Linked DNA regions of Homo sapiens: region 2 is linked to region 1. Evidence: chromatin loops called from intact Hi-C (ENCODE). Cell type or tissue: B cell. All regions are shown on one strand. Links, peaks and the distances in the headings refer to the core of each region. The heading gives the core; the rest is flanking DNA. Region 1 overlaps TCTN3 (tectonic family member 3). Region 2 overlaps ENTPD1 (ectonucleoside triphosphate diphosphohydrolase 1).

Region 1 (5,380 bases), core at 86-5,085:
TTTTCCCCCTTCCACCCTCGCAAGCCAATCCCATTAGTGAGAAGGGTGATGATCTCTTATCCTGCATATATATCCCCAATTATTTCATTTGTCTTCAGATGTGGTTTCCAGGCCCTCTGTCTTTTACGTGGCTCCTGGGGATTCTGACTTTTATTCAATGCTCTTTCCACAACCCACAACAGTGAGAAGCATGTTCACTTCAACTTCATAGTAGTGACAGTGTAGGGAGAGAAAGGACACCTACCTTTAAGACTGTGAAGTTATAGTAAGAGGCAGCATTGAGGGCTGAATCCAAGGTACAGCTACTAGCCAGGTTCTTGAAAAAACGAGTGCAAGTTGTACTTTTACTCTCTAGGAAACCTTAAACACAAATAATTAAGAGAGTGGTAAATGAGAAAGCCTGTTTTAAATTGAATGAAAAGGTTGGTACTTTTGCTCTGGATTCACCTGCAGGATTGCTTTCAGCACAGAGTCCCCCAGCTCCAACTCCTGCAGGTTGTCTCAGCAAGCTTATTACAGACCACTTGGGGAAGTAAGTAAGAATGGGGTCCCCAGCCTGAATAAAATATAAAAGAAACTTTGTTCACAGTGAGACTGGACTAAACTACAACAGAAAAGAAAGAGTAGAAACAAGGTTAACTCAAGGGCATGATTACGTGGACAGTACTGCCCTCCAAAGAGCTGACAATGGTTTAGCTAGCTGCAGGGTAGTGCTGCAAAGTTACCTTGTCAGCTGTCTGCTGTGAGAGTAAAAACTAAACCAAACAATCCCATCCCCTTCCCCAGGCTCACCCTGTAAAAAGATGGTGGTGATTGAGTTTGGAATGTTGAAGTGAATGATTCGCCTCCAAACTCTGCAGCCAGGGCCTGGAAGTTGGTTGCATTGACCTTTTGAAGCTTCTGGAAATAGTTTAAGTTTGCTAAAATGTTTTTTAAAAGAAAAAGCGTTTAGATAAAAGAAAAACATGCCAAGTAACTAATTTTAAAAAATATTTTTATTGAAGCATAATATACAGGGTGCAAATCTTAAGTGTAAACTCAAAGAATTTTTACAAATTTATATACTTGTATTACCACTATCCAGATCAAGTTACAGAATATTTCCCCAGAAGGCTCCCAATCAATACTCCATCTCCAGAAATAACAATTCTGATTTCCATCACTTCTTATTCACAATCTATTAACTGAATTATTGTTTTAATATGCAGATCTGAGATAAGAATATGGTCATGAATGCCAGTCAGTTTCAAGTCATTGATGGTCAAGAATGTGTATGATCAGCAATTTGTAATGAAAATAGGAAGCTCAGCCAGGCATGGTGGCTCAGGCCTATAATCCCAGCACTTTGGGAGGCCGAGGCAGGTGGATCACCTGAGGTCAGGAGTTCGAGACCAGCCTGGCCAACATACTGAAACCCCATCTCTACTAAAAATACAAAAAATTAGCCGGACATGGTGGCAGGCGCCTGTAATCCCAGCTACTCAGGAGGCTAAGGCAGAAGAATTGCTTGAACCTGGGAGGCAGAGGTTGCAGTGAGCCGAGGTCGCACCACTGCACTCCAGCCTGGGCAACAAGAGCGAAACTCTGTCAAAAAAAAGAAAAAAAAAAAAAAAAAAAAAGAAAAAAAAAGAAAATAGGAAGCTCGATAATGCTCATGTCTGCCCCATACCAGATGAGTCTCTAACAGAATCGCACTATTTCCATAGGAACATGGGACAATTAGAGACAATTATGATAATTATTTGATCTGTCCTTTCCAAATCTTCCTGTTTCCTCTACACTTCAACTGACAAGTCCTAACAACAACTGACGAGTCCTAACAATGTTGCCATCTCTCAAGTTTAGAGATTTGTTGCATTTTATTCCTTAAGCCTTATAATTCCTCCATTCAAGATTTTAGATACTTCAAAAGGGTATTTTCTGGAAGAATTCTCTAATTTCTATGATAGCAATGTATAAATCTACCGAAACTCTTGCAGTCATCTCTTTATGGCACTTCAGAACCAGTAGAGAGATGTAGGAAAAGGGCTGTGATGCTGTCCCCTGCCCAGAAGATGGCAGGTGATTGACAACACTCTGTCTGCTTTACTACTCCAAGTCTGCTAAATTGAAAAAAGAACATAGGGAAACATGCCCCTTGCCAGTTTCATTCTTCATATAAGTAATGGTCATTTGTACAGAGTAAAAGAGGTTACAATACCTGCATCATTGAAAGCAAATGAGGATTCCACGTTAAATGAACCTGACCTTTACCCTCTGTGATAATGGATAACATCTTAATTACCTGACTTTTCAGCTTGCTGAAAAGTCAGCATGAATGGGGCTCTCAATTCTGGGGCCTTTCAGACTACTCACTCTCCACACATCTCCTAGATCCTTCTTATTCAAAGTGGGGTACACACATTAGTAGCTCCAGCATCACCTGAGAGCTTCTCAGAAATGTAGACTCTCAGGCCACTCCGCAGACCTCAGTCAACATCTTCATGTTAACAAGATCTCCAGGTAATGTGTATGCATATTAGAATTTGAAAAGCATTGCTCTGAAACAGGTGATGTTGATGCTGCTGTTCTGTGGGCCACTTTCCACCTCTGATCTGAAATCTTCAAACCCTAACGCTTCCAAGAGCTATTTAAACATTTCCTTCGGAACTCATACCCTGAAAACCACATGGAGGAGATATTTACCTCATGTAAAATGCAGTTATTTGTATCTTTACACATGAAATAAAAGTTAAAGTTAAGCTAAGAAAGAAGGTGAACTGAGATGGCAAAATATCTATCTGGCTATTTTTTCATGGCTTAAATGAATAAGAGAAAGTTTACATTTTGTCTCTCACTTCAGTGCAAAGATATTGGCGGTAGTGATGGTAAACATAGGCTAAGTAGAATTTTTGCCTAAAATTTCTACCATCACAGATGATATATTACACCTAAAAGAGCTTAAAGGTATTTAGATTTCTATTACAATTTCAGATGTCAAAGGAAGCCTACAGACCATCTGACCTAATCCCATGAGGAAATTTGGATCCTCAGAGGTAAAAGGGTAGCAAAAAGCCAGAGGGCCAGCTTGCAGAGCCAAGAGTAGATTGCAGATCTCCTATTCCTGGTGTTTTTTCCCCACTCCATCATGCTGTACAGACTTTGACTAAAAACGTAATTTACTGATGATCATTATCGTAGATACATATTTTTTTGAATTTTATTTTATTTTGAGATAGGATCTCACTCTGTTGCCCAGGCTGCAGTATAGTAGCATGATCACTGCATGCCTCGAACTCCTGGGCTCAAGCAATCCTACCTCAGCCTCCCAAGTAGCTGGCACTACAGGCATGCACCACCACACCCAGCTAATTTTCCTATTTTTTGTAAAGACTGGGTCTTGCTATGTTGCCAGGATTGTTCTCGAACTCCTGGGCTCATGCAATCCTCCTGCCCTGACCTCCCAAAGTGCTGGATTACAGGTATGAGCCACCATGCCTGGCTGTACCAATAGATACTAAGCACCATGGGGAAACAAAGATATGGTCCATCCTTTCATGGTGTTGACAATTTACCTGGAAAGACATGATGTTTACATAAACTAATAACAATATAATAAATCCTATAGGTTCTAAGACGGTGACTCAAACAATAAATGCTTTAGAACTTCTGAGGATGGGCTTACTTCCAAAAGATGAGCAAGAAAACACTCGTGGAAAATATAGGTATTTCAAAATGCAAAGAGAAAAAGGAACTATAGAGTCAGAAAGAAAAGCAAATACAAACTTGGGAAAAATACAGGGCATATCTTGAGGACAACGAGTAGATGAGTTCAGCCAAAGCAGAGGGTCAAGTACAGAGTAATGCTAAAAGAGCCAGGAACACTAAGTTGGATCAAATAGGAGATCTGACAGGCTGGCTAAGAAGCTGGATGTTATTTTATGGATAGTGGGAAGTAATGGAGGTTTCTCAGTAAGGAAGCAACATAATGCAATGTTATGGAAAGATTTATCTAGTGAAATGATTCTCCACAACTGTGTATACTGTGTGTAGATGCTATGTGTGTATATGTGAGGAAGGTAGGTAAATAATCAGAACCAAAGGGAAATTTTTGCCTTTTTCATACTAAACATGAATGTACACCCCACCCTCGTTCAGGAAAAAGTTCATTGATGTAATGAACCATAACTACTATTGGAAGTGGCCATATTCCTCCCTCAGGTGTTTAAAGAAAGTTCAGATCCACTGATCCCGAAGGAGTGTGCAGGATGGTGTCGGGGGCAGGAGTGGGGATCAAAAGCAGGGAGCACCAGGTAGGTGCCATTGCAATAACCCTGGAGCATGATCATAAGGCTGGATTTAAAAGGCAGTAAAATGTTTGGAAAAGAAGAGACAACTTTCTTTTTTTGAGACAGACTCTCGTTCTGTTACCCAGGTTGGAGTGCAGTGGTGCAATCTCAGCCTCCCAGGCTCACATGATTCTCCTGCCTCAGCCTCCCAACTAGCTGAGATTACAGGTGCCCACTACCATGCCTGGATAATTTTTTGTTTTTTTAGTAGAGACAGGGTTTCACCATGTTGGTTAGGCTGGTCTCAAACTCCTGACCTCAAGTGATCTGCCCACCTCAGCCTCCCAAGTGCTAAGATTACAGGAGTGAGCCACCGCGTCAGGCCACAACCTTATCTGAAAATGAAGTATTCATCTTGTTCCCTTTACCCTATTACCATCTAAATAACCACAAGGCTTCTGATAACTGCTTTGAAATTCAAGTCCCCCAAAACCAAAAACTGGTTGTTTTCTGAGACAAATATAGTTTTGCAATTCTTATTAACAGTCAGATGAAATCAGGATGAGGTGACTTCCAGGATGCAAGAGACATTTAAATCCATTTTGTGCAGGAACATTATTTTGCTTCATAGACATTTTAAAAAGATAGATTAGCTTCATATCTTTAGAAATGTTATAGCCATCACCAGCAAATTTCTAAGTCCACTAACCATCCCCAATAATAATAACCTCTAATCTTTATTGTACTCTACAGTTGTAGAGCGCTTTCATATACAAAGCCAATGATATTATTTCTCACTTTACAGTTGAAGAAACGAGCCTGGAAATGCTAAGGGATTTGCCCAAGTCTGTATAGCTGGTAAGGAAATGGCAGGACTGAGATCCTAATCTAATGCTCCTCCTACACTGTTGCCTCATGAAATGAAAATAAGGTTGGCATAGACTCATTTGTCAAAGATGTTCATTCAAACATTATTTGGTGCTTACTATGTGTTAGGCACTGGGGATTCAGTTAGTACCCTCATGGAGATTGTAGTAAGTGGGGAATATAGTCTATCTGTGATTATCTGAGTTAAGAGGAATGATTAAAATGATTGAAATTAAAGTTCTTTA
Region 2 (5,380 bases), core at 76-5,075, 180 kb after region 1:
TGACCCAGGGTTCACTTTCCCAAGCTGCATCGTCCACCCAGGTAGAAAGCATAGTTTTGTCAAGTACATTGTTAGAAGGTGACTCTTTCTTCTTTCCCTCCTAACTTCATCATGGACTGCTACTCCAGTATGGCTTGTGTTTGGGAATGTTCCTCCTAAACACCTTTGGTAGAGAGATAATTAACAATGTTTAAGCATGTACTATGTGTTGACAGTGGTGGACATTTGCTTGCTGTGCTTTATGCATATCCTATCATGCTGCCTTCCCCTGCTTTGGCAAGGGAAATAAAATGCAAACCACACCTGCTGACACTCAGTCAGGTACCTGAAGCCATTGGGTCTCTGAAGTGGAGGGACCAGGAGAGTGAGTGGAAGGGAGACTCCATGGTTGTCTTCTGGCAGCTTCATTAGAGGGCTAGTAGAATCTTTCAGCAGCCAGAACACAGCCAATTTTCTACTCTGAAAATCTGGTCATCCAAGATCTGGTCAGCCCAAGTGAACAATGTGATCAGATTCTATGTGTACTGATGACCAGTTATATTTCAGTGTACTCTGGATCCTCACATTCAGCCTCATGAATATTTAGCCTTTCTAGGGAAAGGCATCCCATTCTTGAAGATCCATCAATGCCCCTTTATGTGGAGGGCAGAAAGAGGATATCCATGAAGAGAAAAGAACCTCATCATGTTCCACTGCCCTGGGAATAGAAAGGAGAGAAGAGAGAGGGGAAGGTGGGAGAGAGAGGAGAGAGGAGAGTAGACTTCCCCTCCCAATTTGGAGAGCACATAGTGATCCACCCACAGGCATGAGCATGATCAATTCTGGATTGATGAAGAAGGTGGATGCCTTTTTGGCTTCTATATTTTTGGCTACTATCATAACCTTCAGGAGGCCAGACTGCATAGCCAATGTACAGATTTCCAGAAGGAGGAGGGGAATAGGAGTATTAAAGAATTCAGGGAAATTAGGCCAAAATGGCATCTCCCAGCCCCCCACAAGGGATAGGCCAGCCTTCAAGGACCTACAGGGGCTCAGCACTTTCAAGTTGGACCTAAGTAGATTCTTGGGATTTTGTGTCCCATAGGCATCCTTCAATTGACAGGCCCAAGACTACTTCAATAGGGGAGGAGGTCTTTTCACAAAGGGAAAGCAGAATGCAGTGACTGAAAGGAAGGGGTAGGAACCTGGACAGGCAATGCCAACTGATGTCCACACCAAGGTCTCAAGAGGATGTCACATGCAGAGGAATCAATCAAAGGATAATTTCCAGAACTGTGCTGAAAAGACAAGCTCCAAGCTGGGTCATTCTGAGAATTTCATCAGAGCAAGACAAGGCAGTCTAGTTATGGACTTATCCTTCCAGAAACTGGGGACAGGCAAGAACCAAGTGAGAAACAGACCCCAGCCAGCGGTTAGGATTTGCATATGGGTTAGGACCCACGGAAGGGAGAGAAATCTGGGAAAAGAGGGGTGTGGTTTAGGCATCAAGGAGATACTACATATAAAACATCTGGCATAGTTCCAGATGGTACATGATGCATGCATAACAAATGTTCTCTCTCTGCCGAGGGTATCCAGGAGGGAATGCCTATCTGAAGGGCTGAGGAATGGGGCAGCAGACAGAAGTCCAGGCTGAACTAGAGAGGTCCTGGCCTGTTGTCCTCAAATTGAGGGCAGGAGAGTTGCAGAGCAGGCTGTGGGTATCTGGGTGTATATTCACAACAGCTAGGCTAGGTAAGGGCAAGGGATGGCAAGCAGCTCTTAATATTTTTAGTAGGGAGTAGGATGAGTAAACATAGGAAGGACTCAAGGAAACAACCACTTTGCATGACTCAGATGCAAAAAAAGACATTAAGACAGAAGATAGAAGGTGAGATGTTGGCAGTGCTAGCAGTCCTCAGCAAAATGCTGCCTAAACTGTGTCCACAGCTGTGTTTCTCAAACTTTACTGTGCACGTGAATCACCTGGGAATCATATTGGGATGCAGATTCTGAATTGGTAGTTTTAAGGTGAGGACTAACCAGCTCCCAAGTGATGCTGATGCTGCCAGTCCAGGGACTAAAGTGAGTGGTAAGGCTTTTTATGGCTGTGGGCCAAAGGCTCTGGTCAAGAGCATATAGAAAACTCAGATTAAACAAAGTCTAGGGCATGAACAGAGGTACTGAAATTTAGTGTTTCAGAACCTACTAGACCACAGGAACTACTTTTTTCCTGGAGGACCTGTTATTATCTCATAGAAGCCTGTGCAGGAAAAGCTTCCTTAAGAGACCCTAAACTATAAAACCCTGCTCCCACTGAAGGAGTGCAGCACCACCCCCAAAACCCTCTGGAAGAGGCCAACCTTCAGGTGCACTGGAGCTGGGGCTTTCCCCTCTCTTCATCAGGGCTAGTAGAGAAAAAGAGGGCCACAGAGAGGTGCCTATCATACGAGTATGATCTCCCCCTCACTTCACTTCTAGATAAAAACATCTTACGCTGGAGTAAAGGAGAAGTACCTGAGTGAATACTGCTTTTCTGGTACCTACATTCTCTCCCTCCTTCTGCAAGGCTATCATTTCACAGCTGATTCCTGGGAGCACATCCATTTCATTGGCAAGGTAATTTGGGGGCCTGTTGGGCTGGGGGGAGGTTGGGGTTCGGTGGTAGTGACTGAAGCAGTTTGGGGCTTGAAAAAGGGGGGAGTCAGCATGGTGTAGCTTTGGCTTGATGTCCTGTTCTGCCATTCTGCTTCAAACCCTGGCATTCTGTGTCAAGCCCTCCTGGGTCTGTTGGCCCACTGTGAGCATCCTCGCTAAGGACAGCTACTTGCATTTTCAGTTGCACCTTCCCACATAACAGTGACTAATTCCTTACAAAACAAAACACAAAACGAGATATATTAAAGTAACAGCATTTCAGCAGCTACAGTGACTCTGTGTGCTGACTTCAGCAGCCCTCTGAAAGGCCCCTTCCATAAGCTGGGAAAGTATGATCATGGTTTCATCATCCTTGTTGGTTATTACTTCAAGGTTGACCAATCTGAAAGCTCTGTGTGAAGAAGGGGACTGAGTGGCTGTGAATGATGAGACCGTTGTTTAGAAGCCAGGCTTAGCCTGAGTCCGGAAGAAGCAACCTCAATGCTGTGCTTTACCATAGCACCACCTGCAGGTATCCAGGAATAGAGAACCCAGCTGAGCGACTCATGCTTGACCAAAAATACCCAGAGCAGTGTGTCTCTACCTTTTTAAGCCCATGCTCACTAGTGGGGAAAACATTTTACCCCCTGTATTAAATATGGTGATTTCAAGCAAAACAAAGCATTGAGACAGAGGGCTGTAGCAGGCCTGAGGATAACAGTGTCCTTACACTCTTGTCAGTGCTGATCTTGCTAATTCAAACTTAAATCTTTTCCTTGTTATAATATTCCAGACTTCCTTTAATTCCAGCAGTTTATTTTGTTTGAAAGATTATACCTATGTCAAATTTAGGACTGACACACGAGGTAGTCATGATGTATGTGTGTGTATATACTTTTTTTTTAAGAGACATGGTCTCACGCTGTCACCCAGGCTGGAGTGCAGTGGTATGATCACAGCTCACTGAAGCCTCAAACTCCTGGGATTAAATGATCCTCCCCACCCAGGCTCCCAAATAGCTGAGACTACAGACATGTTCCACCGTGCCCAGCTAATTTTATTTTTTAGAGAGACAGGGTCTCACTATGTTGCCCAGGCTAGTCTCAAACTCCTGGCCTCAAGTGATCCTCCCTCCTTGGCCTCCCAAAGTGCTGAGATTACAGGCATGAGCCACTGTGCCCAGCCAGTGATTTATATTGTTTGAACTCTTCCAATGCATGATCCAATAATTCTAAGCCCTAGGTGATAACTCTTCTAACTCCTCCAACCACAAACAGACTTTCCCCACTGTTTGCAGATCCAGGGCAGCGACGCCGGCTGGACTTTGGGCTACATGCTGAACCTGACCAACATGATCCCAGCTGAGCAACCATTGTCCACACCTCTCTCCCACTCCACCTATGTCTTCCTCATGGTTCTATTCTCCCTGGTCCTTTTCACAGTGGCCATCATAGGCTTGCTTATCTTTCACAAGCCTTCATATTTCTGGAAAGATATGGTATAGCAAAAGCAGCTGAAATATGCTGGCTGGAGTGAGGAAAAAAATCGTCCAGGGAGCATTTTCCTCCATCGCAGTGTTCAAGGCCATCCTTCCCTGTCTGCCAGGGCCAGTCTTGACGAGTGTGAAGCTTCCTTGGCTTTTACTGAAGCCTTTCTTTTGGAGGTATTCAATATCCTTTGCCTCAAGGACTTCGGCAGATACTGTCTCTTTCATGAGTTTTTCCCAGCTACACCTTTCTCCTTTGTACTTTGTGCTTGTATAGGTTTTAAAGACCTGACACCTTTCATAATCTTTGCTTTATAAAAGAACAATATTGACTTTGTCTAGAAGAACTGAGAGTCTTGAGTCCTGTGATAGGAGGCTGAGCTGGCTGAAAGAAGAATCTCAGGAACTGGTTCAGTTGTACTCTTTAAGAACCCCTTTCTCTCTCCTGTTTGCCATCCATTAAGAAAGCCATATGATGCCTTTGGAGAAGGCAGACACACATTCCATTCCCAGCCTGCTCTGTGGGTAGGAGAATTTTCTACAGTAGGCAAATATGTGCTAAAGCCAAAGAGTTTTATAAGGAAATATATGTGCTCATGCAGTCAATACAGTTCTCAATCCCACCCAAAGCAGGTATGTCAATAAATCACATATTCCTAGGTGATACCCAAATGCTACAGAGTGGAACACTCAGACCTGAGATTTGCAAAAAGCAGATGTAAATATATGCATTCAAACATCAGGGCTTACTATGAGGTAGGTGGTATATACATGTCACAAATAAAAATACAGTTACAACTCAGGGTCACAAAAAATGCATCTTCCAATGCATATTTTTATTATGGTAAAATATACATAAATATAATTCACCATTTTAACATTTAATTCATATTAAATACGTACAAATCAGTGACATTTAGTACATTCACAGTGTTGTGCCACCATCACCACTATTTAGTTCCAGAACATTTGCATCATCAATACATTGTCTAGAGACAAGACTATCCTGGGTAGGCAGAAACCATAGATCTTTTGTGTTTACAGCTATGGAAACCAACTGTACCATAAAGATAGTTCACTGAGTTTTAAAGCCAAGCCACATCTTATTTTTCCAAGGTTTAATTTAGTGAGAGGGCAGCATTAGTGTGGAGTGGCATGCTTTTGCCCTATCGTGGAATTTACACATCAGAATGTGCAGGATCCAAGTCTGAAAGTGTTGCCACCCGTCACACAACATGGGCTTTGTTTGCTTATTCCATGAAGCAGCAGCTATAGACC

Evidence for each region. Hi-C counts contacts between places; a loop is a spot of excess contacts. Peaks named below come from ENCODE experiments on the same cell type or tissue, not always from the same donor. Only the 100,000 strongest peaks of a DNase experiment are listed, where the experiment ranks them.
Region 2: it touches region 1 in a loop (8-fold over the local background); 56 of 110 quality-filtered maps call a loop at or near these places.

Annotation. Positions count from the first base shown.
Region 1 is chr10:95,686,800-95,692,179 of GRCh38, forward strand. TCTN3 (tectonic family member 3) reads right to left here. Exons shown (of 14, transcript NM_015631.6): 4 at 793-920; 5 at 448-556; 6 at 245-360. Among named protein-coding and RNA genes, the nearest start is that of TCTN3, 4.4 kb to the right of the region's middle. In B cell, for the core only: a CTCF peak has its summit at 2,037 (motif pointing right); a DNase peak (open chromatin) is centred at 2,070; H3K27ac peaks cover 42 bases.
Region 2 is chr10:95,862,264-95,867,643 of GRCh38, forward strand. It overlaps ENTPD1 (ectonucleoside triphosphate diphosphohydrolase 1), which reads left to right. Exons shown (of 10, transcript NM_001776.6): 9 at 2,461-2,598; 10 at 3,914-5,380. The coding sequence ends at 4,120. The region is part of intron 3 of ENTPD1-AS1 (ENTPD1 antisense RNA 1); the gene reads right to left. Among named protein-coding and RNA genes, the nearest start is that of CC2D2B, 43 kb to the right of the region's middle. RefSeq lists an enhancer at 2,981-3,210 and a silencer at 3,029-3,323. In B cell, for the core only: CTCF peaks have their summits at 3,129 (motif pointing left) and 3,334; a DNase peak (open chromatin) is centred at 3,138; H3K27ac peaks cover 3,302 bases.